Regions from separate parts of the Homo sapiens genome. Here region 2 is linked to region 1. A link is a loop called in an ENCODE intact Hi-C map of the cell type or tissue named here. Cell type or tissue: MCF 10A. All regions are shown on one strand. Each heading gives the region's core, and the rest is flanking DNA. Links, peaks and the distances in the headings are about the cores only.

The links. A loop is a pair of places that touch in the nucleus more often than their neighbours do. Peaks named below come from ENCODE experiments on the same cell type or tissue, not always from the same donor. Only the 100,000 strongest peaks of a DNase experiment are listed, where the experiment ranks them.
Region 2: it touches region 1 in a loop (2.4-fold over the local background); 2 of 110 quality-filtered maps call a loop at or near these places.

Annotation. Positions count from the first base shown.
Region 1 is chr1:185,592,983-185,600,624 of GRCh38, reverse strand. All of the region lies in intron 2 of LINC01350 (long intergenic non-protein coding RNA 1350), which reads left to right. The region is part of intron 1 of LOC107985239 (a long non-coding RNA gene); the gene reads right to left. Among named protein-coding and RNA genes, the nearest start is that of LINC01350, 32 kb to the left of the region's middle. In MCF 10A, for the core only: a CTCF peak has its summit at 4,356 (motif pointing right); a DNase peak (open chromatin) is centred at 4,364.
Region 2 is chr1:185,524,246-185,531,887 of GRCh38, reverse strand. All of the region lies in intron 1 of LOC107985239 (a long non-coding RNA gene), which reads right to left. Among named protein-coding and RNA genes, the nearest start is that of LINC01350, 100 kb to the left of the region's middle. RefSeq lists an enhancer at 1-202. In MCF 10A, for the core only: no CTCF peak of the experiment used is centred there; a DNase peak (open chromatin) is centred at 3,367.

The DNA of each region.
Region 1 (7,642 bases), core at 3,074-5,573:
ACTCTACAATTCTTCAAAATTGAAAAGAATAGAAGATAATTTATTTCTGCAATGGAACTATATGAAAATTCTGCTACACCATAGTTTGTTTCATTAACAGAATATGAATTTTTAAAGAGTAGAATATAAACTTTTAAAAACTAAATATTGACAATAAATCCATAGGGGTGCACTTTAACATAATATAAAATAAAATATTTAAAGACAAACAAAACCAAAAAGGAAATCAAAGAACTGAGAACAAAAGACTTCCAAAAAGATATGACAGTAAGCTCAAAATATAAATCAGAATTTCTATATGCACAGCTGAGATATTATTTTTCTTTTGTACCTAGACCTGTCTCCTCAAACCATTTCTCTGTGCATCTTACCACCATAGCAATTATCTCAAACCTTAGCTGCAAAAAAAATTTTTTCTTGAAAAAAATAAATACTATTTATGAAAAAAATGAATTTTCAGAATTTGAAATATTTTCAGTGTTTCTAATTTATTATCTTATTTCATCATTTAATACTTATTTAGTTAATTTAGTTTCTATTTTGCATGAGGGATTCTGCTATACTACAATGGGAGGAAAAAGCCAGGGTTGATATAAAGATAAGTCATGGCCTTCAATGATCAAAATTTGGAGAGATAAGATGTTTGAAAAAATAGTTTTAATATAATAAAAATGATAAATGCCCTAACTATGGAAGTTCAGAGAAAATTATGACTATATTAACATTTTCAAACATATGTTACCGATATGACCTTCTTTATCAGCTCAAAATACAAAGGTGATTATACTGCCATTATACTACTAACTAATTACTTATTAGCAAGTCCAGTATTTTCCTTTAGAAACCACTGCTTGCTGTTAATTATACAAGTATCTTAATGCTTATTCAGCCCCAAGTGATCGTTTCTACTTCCAAACGACCAAGTGGAGAGAACCAGAGGGTCTAATGAGACCGCTAGCATAATTCCTCAGTAGCAACCACATTTACACAGTTACTGAACACTAGAAGCCCAATGGATGCTTGTCCAGCTGCAGTGATTGCCTTGCTGATCCTTGCTGCAGTTGTTTTAAGTCATAATCACATATTCAGTCATTGCAGCTAAACATGATCCCAAGCATATGTCTGGCTTAGTAAAGAATACCTTCTACCATATCCACATATTGTGGATATGTGCCATCAACACGCCAACCCTGGTGTTAAGATTGGGACACTACTTCTACACATTTCTTAGGAGCGAACTTCAGTTAGCTGAAGTTAGTTGAACTCTGTCTACCAATGATGTTCTAATAATGTTAAACTCAAAAGGGATGAGGTCAGTTTCCTGATTCTTCAGTCGTAGGAGTCTCCTTGGCCCTTATGCCATGTTTCCTATGTCCTCCCCGCCAAAACAGCTCTGCCTACCAAGGGCTATTATAAGGGGCTTCCTTTTGCTAGCCATAGAAAGCACCCTTACACATAGTTATTATTTTCTCTAATATTAGAATTTGTTTTAAAATTACTTTGCATTTTTGTTGATTCCCTAGAGAATTTTAACGTGTTTTTGAAAGTTACATTTCAATATTACTTAGATGTTTAACTTAGAGTATATGGTCTAGGTAACACTAGCAATAAACCATATTAGATCATGAATGTGAGGGTCGCTATGGAATGTATTTGATGTACATTTCATTTTACAGGCACCCAGCTGAGCAGTTTGCCAAGGAAAAAGAAAAGTAGCTCAAAATTGTTTTGTTTTGTTTTGTTTTTTTGTCTGTTTGTTTTTTAAAGAAGGGGCAAATGAAGCTAGTAAGTTTATGCATAGTTGAGGGGGGAAAATGTGATTGCTAAGTTGGTATGCTACTACTGAGGAGAAGTACATCACACCTGTAATTTCTCTCCATCAGCAGTAGCTTTGTGAATAAAAATGAATTTTTACCCCATTTAGGAGAAAGTAAGAGACTAGGTACATGGAACTTAGGTTAACAAGAGAACTAAGTACTGATAACTGAGGAAGCTGAAGACAGTCAAAAGATTGCCTCAATAAGGAAGTTAAATCTTGTAACAGAAATGAAGAACTATCTAGAGATGTTATTAAAATTTCAGCATAGTGGAAAAGCCCCAGAAGAGTCTTTGGGCAAGTTAAAGATAAGCAGTTTCTTTCCAGACTAAAAATAGACTAGAGATGCAGTTTGATTGACAACAGCTAAGGATCATCAAGGAAGGTACAAAACGCTACTTAGGTTTTTATTAACATCTTTTAATGTTTTCTTAAGTTTGTTAATTTAAAAATAGTAACCATGTTTCATAATCAATGGTCAATGTTTCTACTTTGCTAAGTTAATAAAAATTACCTTTTTATACATTAATGTTAAAGTATGCAACTCTACAACATAAGGCATAATCCAGCACTCTTTGGCAAAATTTCTACTGGGAGGCAAAGCATACAGGATCACCTTTTGAGAATCAGTCTTTCAAATCCATAATTGAGCCAATGAAGGGGAGGCAAATGTTATGCAGATTAAAAGTAGAAAGAATTCCAAGCCTCATCAAAGGTTTATGTTTGCACTGTGGGTTTTTCTTTTTTTTGTTTTTTATTTTTTTGTTTGTTACATAAATATTGTTACCAGCAGAAAAGCAAACACATAAATAATGCGTAATTTATTTTTAAAAATTGATAACCAGGCAATTTTTTAAGGAATCTATAACAAACTCATATTTTTGAGAAATAAACATGTCTATATGTTTATCATACAGTTATTTCCATCTTTCTTTGCAGTCTTAATTTTTTAAATGCATTTTGCTTTACAATTCAACACTGAATTATTAGACTTTTGTTTGTGACTGCCAGTAATTCTGGTTGGTGTTGATTTAAGTAACAATATCAAAACACATTGCACTACAGCGGAACTAATAGGCCAAGTAGGACTACCCTCAAAATAATGATCTACAGGAATTATTTTTTGCCAAAGTTATTATTGCTTTTTAATGCTGAAAACCAAAACAAAGAAAGCAGGTGAAATAAAACGATAAGGTTTCAGTTATTACGGATAATAACAAAGGATTATTTCTAGGAAATGAATATTTGAGACAGATGAGCCAATTTGATAAGTAGCATTTCAATGTTCCTTTTTTATGAAAAATTTGTAGTAAAAACTCCTTCCACACCAGTCAAGGTGCTTATTTCACAAATTCTCTGGAGAAATATGGGAGTTGATACAAAGGAACTAAAGTACTTAACTGAAGCATTGTCATTAATTAAGAGGAATTGGCCGAAAGTCACACTTTTGCACTAAACAGGTCTTCCAAGCAAATGTATCTTTTAATATAGTACACATGAAAAAAATTATACCTAAGTCTGTGTCTCCTGAGGCACTTAAAAGTAGTATTGGGGACTCCAACAATTATTTTTAATGTTCCAAAATATCAAATGAAAATCACAGTTTTATCTTCGTTAGAATTGCTTGGGATGACTAAAACATCTGTTGCTTGTGGTTGGAATTCAGTCAGCTTGGTGCTTAAACAATGTGTAACTTTTAAGAATATTTTTATTTATAAATACTGAGAAATGATTTATAACATATTGTTTGTGGTTTAAGCAACAAAAATATTTCACGCTATGGGGTAGGGGAAAATAAAAAGGTCTCTGGGTAGAGCTCTGGGTGGTTCCTGCTCAACTTCAACAGCAAATGAAAACCTATAGCAGAAGCTGGGAGGAAAGATATATGTGATTCTCCAAACCCCAGGGGATTTGCAATCAATCACCAAGGAAATGGTAGAAAAGTAGAGATTTTCCCTGGAGTTCACAGATCTGGGATGGCAGGACCCCTTAGGAGCTGAAACCAACCTGTATAATGACCCTCAGTCTCCTTTTCATGAATGTGTATCATAGTTTCCAACAGCTTGAAGGCCAACAGTGAGATCTTACAAATTTTTGTTCTTTTTCAACAATTTTTAAATTAAATAAAATATATATGTGTATATGTCTGTATGTGTGAAAATATCTATCTCTATATAGAGATAGATATAAATATATCTCCAATCAGTGACTGGCATGGCATAAAACTTACAAAAAGATTTCTTCCATGTTTCTGCTTTAGCAAAATAATTCATTTTGATTACTCTCAAAAGAGTTAATGAGTTAATAAAATAATTTTTCTGCAAAGACTTTGAAAGTAATGTATTGCATGTTGAAGGGCAGAAATAAGAGAGTCAAATGCTACCCAAAGCAAGACCATGTCACCCTTCATATCCAGCTATCAATATCCACCTTCTCCATTGTTCTTATTTTTTACCCCTCATATCTTTATTACGTGATACTGGGTCTAGGACTCTGCAAATCAGCTTAACCTGCTGACTCCCTGTCAGCTTCTACCAATAGTGGCCGCTAGAGGGAGGTTAAATGGCAGACTCTTTGCTTTCTTCCTCTTCCTATCATCACCTGAGCAATAATAGCTCTGCATCCTGGGATGGGCAGTTGGCTTCAGTCTCCTCTTTTATTTTAGTATTCTAAGAACTAACCTGAATGTGCCCTCTTAGAGGTACAGGTACCAGCACTAGCTGGGAAGTCTTCCCAGCTCTTCTGAGCTCCTGAGGTACCAGCACGTGCTGGGCAGCAACCAGGCCTGCACCTCCTGTCCTCCACTCCCTGACACATAAGGTTCTGCATTATAGCTCTCTGAGCTGTGAAGATAGGACTTTGTGAGAGACTGGAAGTGAGAGAGAGAGGCAATGCAGACAAAGCTTAAGATTCTGATCTGGAGAGGCAGCAGCTTCTTATAGTCACTCTCTCTTTGTGACCTCAGCATCCCTTCTTTGGGTTTTTATTTCTCCAGTCCTGTTTAACCAACTTCTCATATTAAATTCTCACTGTTGAAATGCCCAATGCAGTTTCTGTTTTCCTGACCAGACTCTTATCGATATACCATATACCCAGAAAACACTTTCTTTTATTGTTTAAAAGAATCAGATGAACCAGCATCCACGTAGACTAAATCATTAATGAGTATAAATAAGCTCCTTAATGTATAGTTACAAGATACTGGGAAAATGACAGACCTAAAATCCAACCTGGCTCCTTTGGAGCTCTCTCTCTTCTCATTCAGCCATCATGCTCCAGCCACACTGGCTGTCTCTGAGGTCCTCAGATTATCCACACTTCCCTCCAGCTCAAAGTCCCCACACATGGTCTTCTCTTTGCCAAGAATACACTTCCTGACATTCAACTTGTTCACACCTATTCCTTTTTAAGATCTAAATTCATTTACCACTTCCTCAGGGGAACCTCCCCAAGACTTTCAGGGAGACACAGACATTTTTATGGCACCCTGTACTTCTGAAAAGATTAGTATTTAAATAAATAATTGGCTAATTAGTTATTAAATCCTAGAATGTAAATTCCCCTGGGGCAAAAACAATTTCTTGCTGTGCTTTAATTGACTCCCTTGCCCTCTGGCTCCCTGCTGGATTTGGCAGAGCAGAAACTATTTCTGTAGACTATTAGCTGTTTCATAACTGTTTCACCAGTTCCTTTAACTACATAGTAGTTAAATTACAAGTGTATAAAATATATTAATTATTGAACACTAACTATGTGCCAGGCATTGTACTAAACACACTGCATGTATTATTTCATTTAATCTTCCCAACAACTCTAAAAGATAGGTACTATGACTACACTGAACAGAGAAGGAGCCTAAGGCACAGCGATGGGAAGTGGCTTGAACAAGGTCGTACAGCTCACAAGTGATGGAGATAGGATTTCAGCCACTCTTACTCCAAGCCTATAAACGAGTGATGGTCTCATTGGGAAAACAAAGCTGATAGTCTCATTGGGAAAACAAAGCTTATACTTCACAGACAGGCAGCATAGGCTAAGTTTGAAAAAGCTAATGCAGACATTCTGTGTTACCAGAGCACAGAGAAAGGGCAAATCTCCAAGGCCAGGGTGATAAGAAAAGTTTCACAGAGTGGCTGGAATTTCAGCTGGACCTTGAAGGTAGGGCTGTACTAGATAAGGAGAAAGAAGGAAGGACATTTAATGCAGAGTAAACAGCCCAATAAAATGTCCTTCAACCCCTTCACCTTCAGGTGACCTTTAAAAGCAAAGAAAGCAATCTGGAAAATATTTAAATGTGTGTGTGTGTGTGTGTGTGTGTGTGTGTGTGTGTGTGTGTGTGTATGTGTTTTAAGGGCTAAGTTTCCTTTTTAAAAGGACTCCCTTTTCAACAGCCAAATAAGCACAGTTACCAATTTATTATAAAGCACTTCTAATCTGAAAGGGACAATCACAAAGAACCGCAAAACAGAGGGATATATGCCAAGGTACAGCTGAGCAAGTGGCAGGCTGCATCAGAGGGCACCAGGACATGATACCTACCATTGGCCACTGCAGATAAGGTGGAACAAAGCCACAGAAAAACTGGCAGAGCAGCATTTGTGCTGCAGAGCTAGGCAGGAAATTTGTCTTCCAAAACTGACACGGGGCTGGGACTCAGGATTCCTGAGCATTCTTAGGATAAAGCCCTGAATAAAAAGAAGGAATCAGGATTTAACTGACAAAATTATTCAAAGGCAGAGCCAAAATAACTTGCTTATAGAAATGGGTTAGGAAGTAGAGTTGTTACTATTAGCAAAGCATAGATGGAAATAGATTATGTTGAAGGATGGGCTTATAGAAAGTGACAAAGTTTAAGGCAGGACCAAAAGACACCTGGATCCAGCCTGATTTCCACCTTCACTTAGGAATAGTAGAAATTTCCTCATTAGCATGGTCCTTTATGGGTCCAGGCTCAAATAAACCAACCTAGGGTTTTCTTCTAGTAAGCCACCTTGATTTTGATATTTATTCCTTTACAAATGATAAAATTTGTCCTACCTTGGAGGAAAACTCATTATCTATTTTTGCATGGTTTTAAAATTTTTTTAATTTAGTTTTACTATTTTATATTAAGTTTAAAGAAACATAATTTCATTTTGATATTTTGTTAAAAAATTCTCCCAGACATTGGTATATGAAATATGATGTATGTACATAGTTCTATAAAAATGAAATTATACATTATATGTTGTTTTTTAAACTCCTTTTTCCACTCAGCAATATGTTTGGACGTCTCTCTATGACAGTAAACACATTTCTTCATCACTTACCATCTATTTTCAGAATGGGAAAATTGAAGCCCAGGGGACTAAAATGACTAATCAAAGCTCCAAAGGAAATCATTTAGAAAAAGCATTCATTAAACATCCATTTTTATGTAACACTACACAAAAAAAGTTAAAACCCATGTAGACCTTAATCAGCATGTATTTACTGTATAAGATAAACACAGAAGACCCACAAAAATTATAAAGCCTAGAAAAATCAGATACCTAAAAATACTCTTAAAGAGGTTTATGGTTTATAGAGCAGTTTTGGAGAAATCATTTGATTTTTCAAAACAATCCAGTGAATTAGCTAAATCTGTTTTTATTAATAAATAACATTGATAAGTGTCTTCCTGTCTATTATATAATTTCTACTTATAAAAATTCCTCATTCCTCTGCTCCCCACTCACAACAAACCTTATTAAGTAATTATTCAAAACATGCTATTTCTACTTCCTTATTCAAATATTCATCCTCCAACCTACCCCAATCTGGATTCCAACCTTATTACTTGACTGA
Region 2 (7,642 bases), core at 2,027-4,526, 68 kb after region 1:
CCGAAGCTTGGCCTTGCTGAAAGAGAAAAAGATAGGATAGTGTTTACAGAGAACACTGAGTAAAGGCAATCACTTTTAAGAATTGGAGAGACCTGAGTATGTACAGAGGCTCCAAACAAACAACAAACTAATAAGGTTAGGTTAAAAATATCTTATAGAGAGGAAATACCCAATGGAACAAGGTTCTATTCCCAGAAAGGGCAGAAGGGGATAGGATCATGAACAAGGTTTGGTCTTGAACAAGAAAAGACACACCTCTTCCTCATAAACTGGAAGAGAGGAGATAAGAGGGTATGTATTTGGAGTGCAATTTCTTGTGGATAGAAAGCCATGAGATTCAGATCCTGTAGACCTGAAAAAAGTCATCAACTGAGTGGTAAGAGGACAGGGTAGAAAATGAATAGCTGTTGTAGAACGTGGGAGAGGAAGATGAAGAGAAAGAGCTAAAATTATTGCTCCAGCCCCTCACCCCACCCCCAAGGCCCTGTATATATTTTCCAGAAGAAAGGAAGGAGGAGCTAACAAAGATATTGGAGAGAGAATGGCCACGGTACTGGGAAGAAAGCTGCATTGTCACGGAAGCCATAGTAAGGAACGCTTAAAAGAAAAATAGGAAAATGAAGGAGCTGATCAATAGAATGCAAAACTACCAAGAACTTCGAATGATACATATAGAGGAAACTTCACTACATTTAGCAACAAGGAAGTTATTAGTAACTAAGTGAGATTTTCTATAATGGCAAAGATTAGACCAGATCTCATGGAGTGGTAGTGATGAGTTGAAGACAGTTATGGGAACATTTCACCTTTCCAGGAATTTTAGAAGTGAACAAAGTATGAGATGGGGTAACGGTTTGGGGAGATGGGATATTTTGTATATGAAAGAAAACTGAACATGCATTTGTGTGTTTGTGGCAGGGGTTGAAGGGTATACATTGAGTGCTACTATAACTCAACAACTCAGCTACCTTACAGGATTATTGTCAGAATTAAATAAAACACTTTATAAACTGAAAATTATCATACTAAGTGTTACCATTTTCATGATACACAGATTCTCATTTATTGAATGTACAAAACATGTTTCTTGCCATTCAAAATTCCATTTAGTGTTTTATATGAATGCAGTCATGAATCAATAAACTTTATCATCAGAGTTCTCTCCTTATAGCCACTAAAATCCTTGACAGCTCTGAAAGATGAAATCTCCAGACAAATGAAACCAGCAGTTGCCATCTCAGAACCTGAGCAGAGAAAAATGGAAAAATTACATTAAGCTGATTTCTATGGTCCTCAGACACCTGCAGGTTGTTATGGGGACAAAACACTGACTTTGGGAATTAGCTTGCTTTTTCATTCTGGCTTTCAGATCTGTTGCTAATTTAATGAAACCCATATTTCTGCTGGGCAACACCCAGGTAAGTCTTAGGTCAAGTTTTTAAACCCAAGCCTTTTATCACACTCTGACAGCTGGGAAAATGACGTCTGGAAAATGCCGTTATCAGGAAAAAGCGGTGTGTTTTGCTTTGGGCTCTTCCACCTGAGGTTTTCTGCACATTTGAAAAACTCCAAAGGAGCTAAGCAGTTTGCAGCTAACAGCTAGTAAAGTAATTAAATTGTGTATTTGCCAAAATAAATAAAACTTATTAATTAGTAGGATTGCATTACATTCTAATATTTCGGCCAAAATTTTTTTCTTTTAAGAGTAGGTTCTCAAACTATCAACTCTTGATATGAAATCAGGGGCCTTTGGAACAGAACAATCTTCCTGTTTTTCTGCTATTTTATATATTTGAGAGCAATTAATTTAACCTACCTGAATGTTAATTTTTTCATATAAACTGGAGATAAGAATTATAGTCATGTGCCACTTAACGACAAGGATATGTTCTGGGAAATGCATTGTTAGGCCATTTCATCATTGTGTGAACATCATAGAGTGCATTTTCACAAGCCCAAAGGGTATATATAGCCCACTACACACCTAGTCTAGACGGTCTGTTACCATACAGTTACTGCAGGCAACTGTAACACAATGATAAGTATTTGTGTACCTAAACATATCTAAACATATAAAAGGTATAATAAAATACAGTGTAAAAGATTAAAAGTGGCACACCTGTATAGGGCACTGACTGTGAATGGAGCTTGCAGGAAGTTGCTCTGGGTAAGTGAGTGAGTAGCGAGTGAATGTGAAGGCCTAGGACATTACTGTATACTACTGTAGACTTTATGAAAAGGTATACTTAGCCTACACTCAATTTATTAAAAAAAATCTTTCTTCAATAATAAATTAAACTTAGCTTACTATAACTTTATTTTATAAACATTTAAAATTTTTTAACTTTTTGACTCTGTTTTAATAACACTTAGTTTAAAACACAAACCCATTGTCAGTGGTACAAAAATATTTTCTTTATATTCTCACTCTATACATTTTTTTTCCATATTTAGAACTTTTTAATTTTTATTTGTTACTTTTAAAACTTTTTTTGTTAAAAACTAAGACACAGACACGTACATTAGCCTAGGTTTACAGAGTATTGGGATCATCAAGATGTCACTCGGTGAGAAAAATTTTTCAGCTCTACTATAATCTTATAGGACCACCACCTTATATGCAGTCTGTTGTTGACCGAAATGTCACTATGCAGCCAAATGACTGCTTTGGTAAAGAGGAACATTTGCACCTTCGTTCAGCACAGTAAGCATTGGGCATATCATCCTTGTCTTCACAGAACTTTGGATATTCAAAATGCAATATTACTAAAATAGTATTTCCAGCTCTTAAACATTGAAAACCTGGCTCTCAGAGATTAGCTATGGGTTTTGAAACAGAGAATCTGTGGAAAATTTGGCATTAGAACAGAGGCCACCAAAAGCGAGATGGGATACACAATAGACTCTTAATGTAGGTCTGTCTGGGAGAAGGTGGGGACAAGATGGAATGTGGAATCAAGAAGATTGAATGTTATTTTAGCGCACTTGTTGTCACCCTGAAAATGCACTGGGTTTTGTAGATTTTGAAAGTTTTCATAAATATTTTAACATAGATTTAAATAATCCATGTCTCTTTACTCCTTTTAGTACAAATCAATATATAGTTTGTTAAAGTTGTATCTTCAGAATCATAAATAAAGATAACTTTATTTTAACCCTTATTAATTTAAGTGAGGCAGCTTCAAGTTGGAAGCCTTACATAAAATGATCAAATGTAATACTTGGCTAACTCATATTTCCCCACATCTAGTGAATTTCCTGGGCTGTCAACCAAAAAAAAAAAAAAAAACCTGGTTTGAGCAAAAAGACGCTTAGTAAGGAACGAGGACATTCCTCTATGCCAGTCTTACATAAGAATCATATTGGCAGCAATTCTTCCAAGCCATCATCGTCAAATGCTGCTATCTGCTAAAGACAGGAACAGTGCAGCAAACTGCAGAAGAGCAATGAGTCACAGGCAATACCTGCCACACGCCTTATCCTCAAGGTAAATGCATGTCATGAGGCAAGGCCACAGAGTCCCAAAATAGTCTGAGCCTGTCACTTGGTACCCAAAGTAATTATTCAAGAAATAATTGTTTCTAAAGGGACAAATTACCCCATCAGCATAAAATGACACTGTCATGAGACTGTTGGATAATGTCTTTCTTTTAAATAATTTCATGGTAATCACTCTGACATGAAAATTATAAATTAAAATTACATCAGCTAAAGGGAGTCAGGAATTGTTTCCTAAATATCTCCTCAGTTCCAGTCTAGGTTTGAAATAATTCCCACAGAAGGACCACAGTAGGAGCTGGTCACGAGAATCTATGGGAATCAACTATGAAGAAAACTGAAAAGCAAGTGCCTCAGAAAGACCAGAAAGACTGGAGGCTTCCCATGGGGAGAAGTCAGAAGAAGATGCTCCAGAGCTCGAATTTTCATGCACACGCCTGCTAGAGAGCCACGTCCTGTTACAGAGCACATGAAAGGGGTGTCTGAACACAGAACTTTAAACATGGGTCAGGATCAACTAACCCAAAGTTTGCAAGGTGTATTAGTTTCCTGGGGCTGCCATAACAAATGATCACACACTGGGTAGCTTAAAACAATAGAAATCTATTGTCTTGAAGTTCTGGAAGCTGGAAGTCCAAAATCAAGAGGTCAGCAGATCAAGAGGCTCCTCCTAGAAGTTCTGAGAGAGAATCTGCTCTATGCCTGTCTCCTAGCTTCTAGTGGTTGCTGGCAATTCTTGGTGTTCCTTGACTTGCAGGTGCATCACTGTAATCTCTGCCCCCATTGTCACATAGTGCCCTCTTTGTGTCTGTCCAAATTTCCCTCTTTTTATAAGGATACTGGCCATTGAATTAAGGTCTACCATAATCCAGTATGACCACATCTTAACTTGATTACATCTGAAAAACACTATTTCTAAGTAAGATTACATTCACAGGTACCAGTGGTAAGGATTTGAACATATTTTGTTGGAGTCGGGGGACACAATTCAACCCACAACACTAGGTCTCTCAGAAGCAACCTGGTTGTCCACTACCACAATGATGTGGGACCTTCTGGCACAATGTGAGGAAACCATAGAATGTTAAAGCTAAAAGCAATCTTAGCAATCACCAAACCTAACCATCTTACTTCATAATTAAGAGATCTTTCCAAAGCAGCAGTTTGTAACCAAGCACACTATTGAGACCCAGGGTACACAATCTATGGTAAGGGTTGAGACAAGTAAATGATTATTTTTTAAAAACACTAAGTAGTGAGGATGATTCACTTTCACTATGCACAAGGATAGATGAACAGCTGTGCCCATAAGTCCCTCACTCACACTCACTTGTATTTCTTGTGTTGGAGAGAAAGGAGGGACAATAAAGCCTAAGGTGCTGAGAATTGCCTGTAATCCACATGCATCTTACCTCTGCTTCCAAGAAAGTATATCAAGCATTAGAATGTCAACCAGATGGGTATCCCAGTACAAAAATGGCTAAAAATCCCTATTCTGCAAGAAGTACTTTAGCAGGCAAAGACTGTGAGATGCACACATGCACTACCCAGTTTCTGGACACACACAGAAGAAACAGAAAGGGGAACTTGAGAGAAATATGCAAATGGCATACATAGTAGAGCACAACCTCAAACAAGGTGGCTTAGACAGGGTTGCAATGGAGAGCAAAGAAAGTGTGTAAAACATAGAATCAAAGGAAAATCTTCAGAAGGCCCCACTGAAGACCCCACCCAGACACAAAATGACTGTCTTCAGTCCTCTACCTTCCAGCAGGAAGAAAAGAAAGATAAAGAACAATCTATACAAACTTTGCCCTGCTCACCTGAGAGGCACTATAGCAAAGTGGCTATGACTAAGGTATCCACTCTAGGGATGATATCAGTTCTGCTTCTGGAAGGCTGTGTGACCTCAAGCAAGTTACTTTAACTCTCTGGGCCTTGGTTTCCTCATTTATGAGGACGATAATAGGAACTAAGGTGGTTTGAAGGACAAGGTTAATAGACATAAAATACTTAGAAAAATGTCTGGCACATAGTAGACAATAAATACTAGCTATTATTTTTATAGTGTTGTTTGTGAGGATCCAATGAAACATTTACAATTTCTGAAAGCTATAAAATTGACATTGTTACATCAGTAATAAAGGGAATGATATCTTCTTTAAAACAGATTATTTTATACTTGACAAATATTTATGAGGCTCTTTTGACATATTTTCTTGAATTTAAACTCAGCTATAAAAGATAAACACTACTTTTTGAAATTCACGTAGGCAATTTTTAAATGTTTAAATCATTTAATATCTTACATTGGCCAATGTATAGGTATAGACTCATTATTTTGGAGTCTTGGAGTCTTTCTAAATGCTCTCTAAATTCACCATATTTGGATAAAAATCACATTAGACTGGTAACAAGACTTCAGGTTCAAATTCTAGCCCTGCCATAAACAAACTGAATGTCTTTAGGCAAGTTATTTGGCCTCTCAAAACCACAGTCTCCTCATACATAAAATTTCCAGGTGGGAGCAGATAATCGGTAAGGCCACATGCAATTATAAGATTCCATGAGTTGTAAGTTAGGGCAAACATCATTATCTTTGTTTTCTTTAGGATACATTTTAAAAGACTTGCCTGAAGTCAGACATTTCAAATTTCAAACAAACAGAAAACGCCATTCTCCTGGCTCCCACACTGGAACTTTCAGTTCACTGAATCTCCAACTTTTGAAATCAAGATGCCATAGAACTTTACTATGTAAAAATATTGAAAATAAAGACAATTGAAGAAAAATAAACTCACAATTCTTAGCAAGTTGACACCACCTGAAAAACACTTCTGTTTTAATCTTTCTCAGGCAAAAGGATACCTCTACTAGCCTGGCAGAAGCAAGGTCAAAAAAATTTCCAAAGGTAGACAAAGCCAACTCATCCTATTCATATAGCCTGAAACCAACAAACTAATTTTGCTGCTAGCCTGCATTGGTCTCAACACTGCCCGATTTTAAGAAAACTGCAATGGCCAACAGTACGTCGCTCCACCTGTGCCTCACCAATGTATTTAACACTACCTGACAAAAGTCAGCAGGAGGGACAGTGACATGGTTTGGCTGTGTCCTCACCCAAATCTCATCTTCGGTTATACCTCCCATATTTCCTACATGTCATCGGAGGGCCCTGCTGGGAGGTCATTGAATCACAGGGGCGGGGGGAGGGGTGGTATTTCCCATGCTGTTCTCATGATGGTGAATAGGTCTCACAAGATCTGATGGTTTTATAAAGGGGAGTCCCCCTGCACACACCTGCCTGCCGCCATGTAAGACATGACTTTACTCTTCATCTGCCTTCCGCCATGACTGTGAGGCCTCCCCAGCAATGTGGAACTGTGAGTCAATTAAACCCTTTTCCTTTATAAATTACCCAGTCTTGGGTATGTCTTTATTAGCAGCATGAGAACAGACTAGTACAGTAAATTGGTACCAGAAGTGGGTGCTGCTGTAAAGATACCCGAAAATGTGAAAGTGACTTTGGAACTGGGTAACAGGCAGAGGTTGGAACAGTTTGGAGGGATCAGAAGAAGATAAGAAAATGTGGGTGGGAAAGTTTGGAACTTCCTAGAGACTTATTGAATGGCTATGACCAAAATGCTGATGTGATATGGACCATGGAAGTCCAAGCTGAGGTGGTCTCAGATGGAGATGAGGAACTTCTTGGGAAATAGAGTAAAGGTCACTCTTGCTATGCAAACAGACTGGTGGTATTTTGTCCCTGCACTAGAGATCTGTGGAACTTTGAACTTGAGAGAGATGATTTAGGGTATCTGGAGGAAGAAATTTCTAAGCAGCAAAGGGTTCAAGAGGAAGCAGAGCGTAAAAGTTTGGAAAATTTGCAGCCTGATGACACTGTAGAAAAGAAAAACCCATTTTCTGGGGAGAAATTCTAGCCACCAGCAGAAACCTGCATAAATAACAGGGAGCCAAATGTTAATTGCCAAGACAATGGGGAAAACGTCTCCAGGGCATGTCAGAGGTCTTCACGGCAGCCCCTCCCATCACAGACCCAGAGGCCTAGAAGGAAAAAATGGTTTCATGGGCCAGGCCCAGGTCTCCCCTGCTCTGTGCAGCCTAGGTACTTGGTGCCCTGCAT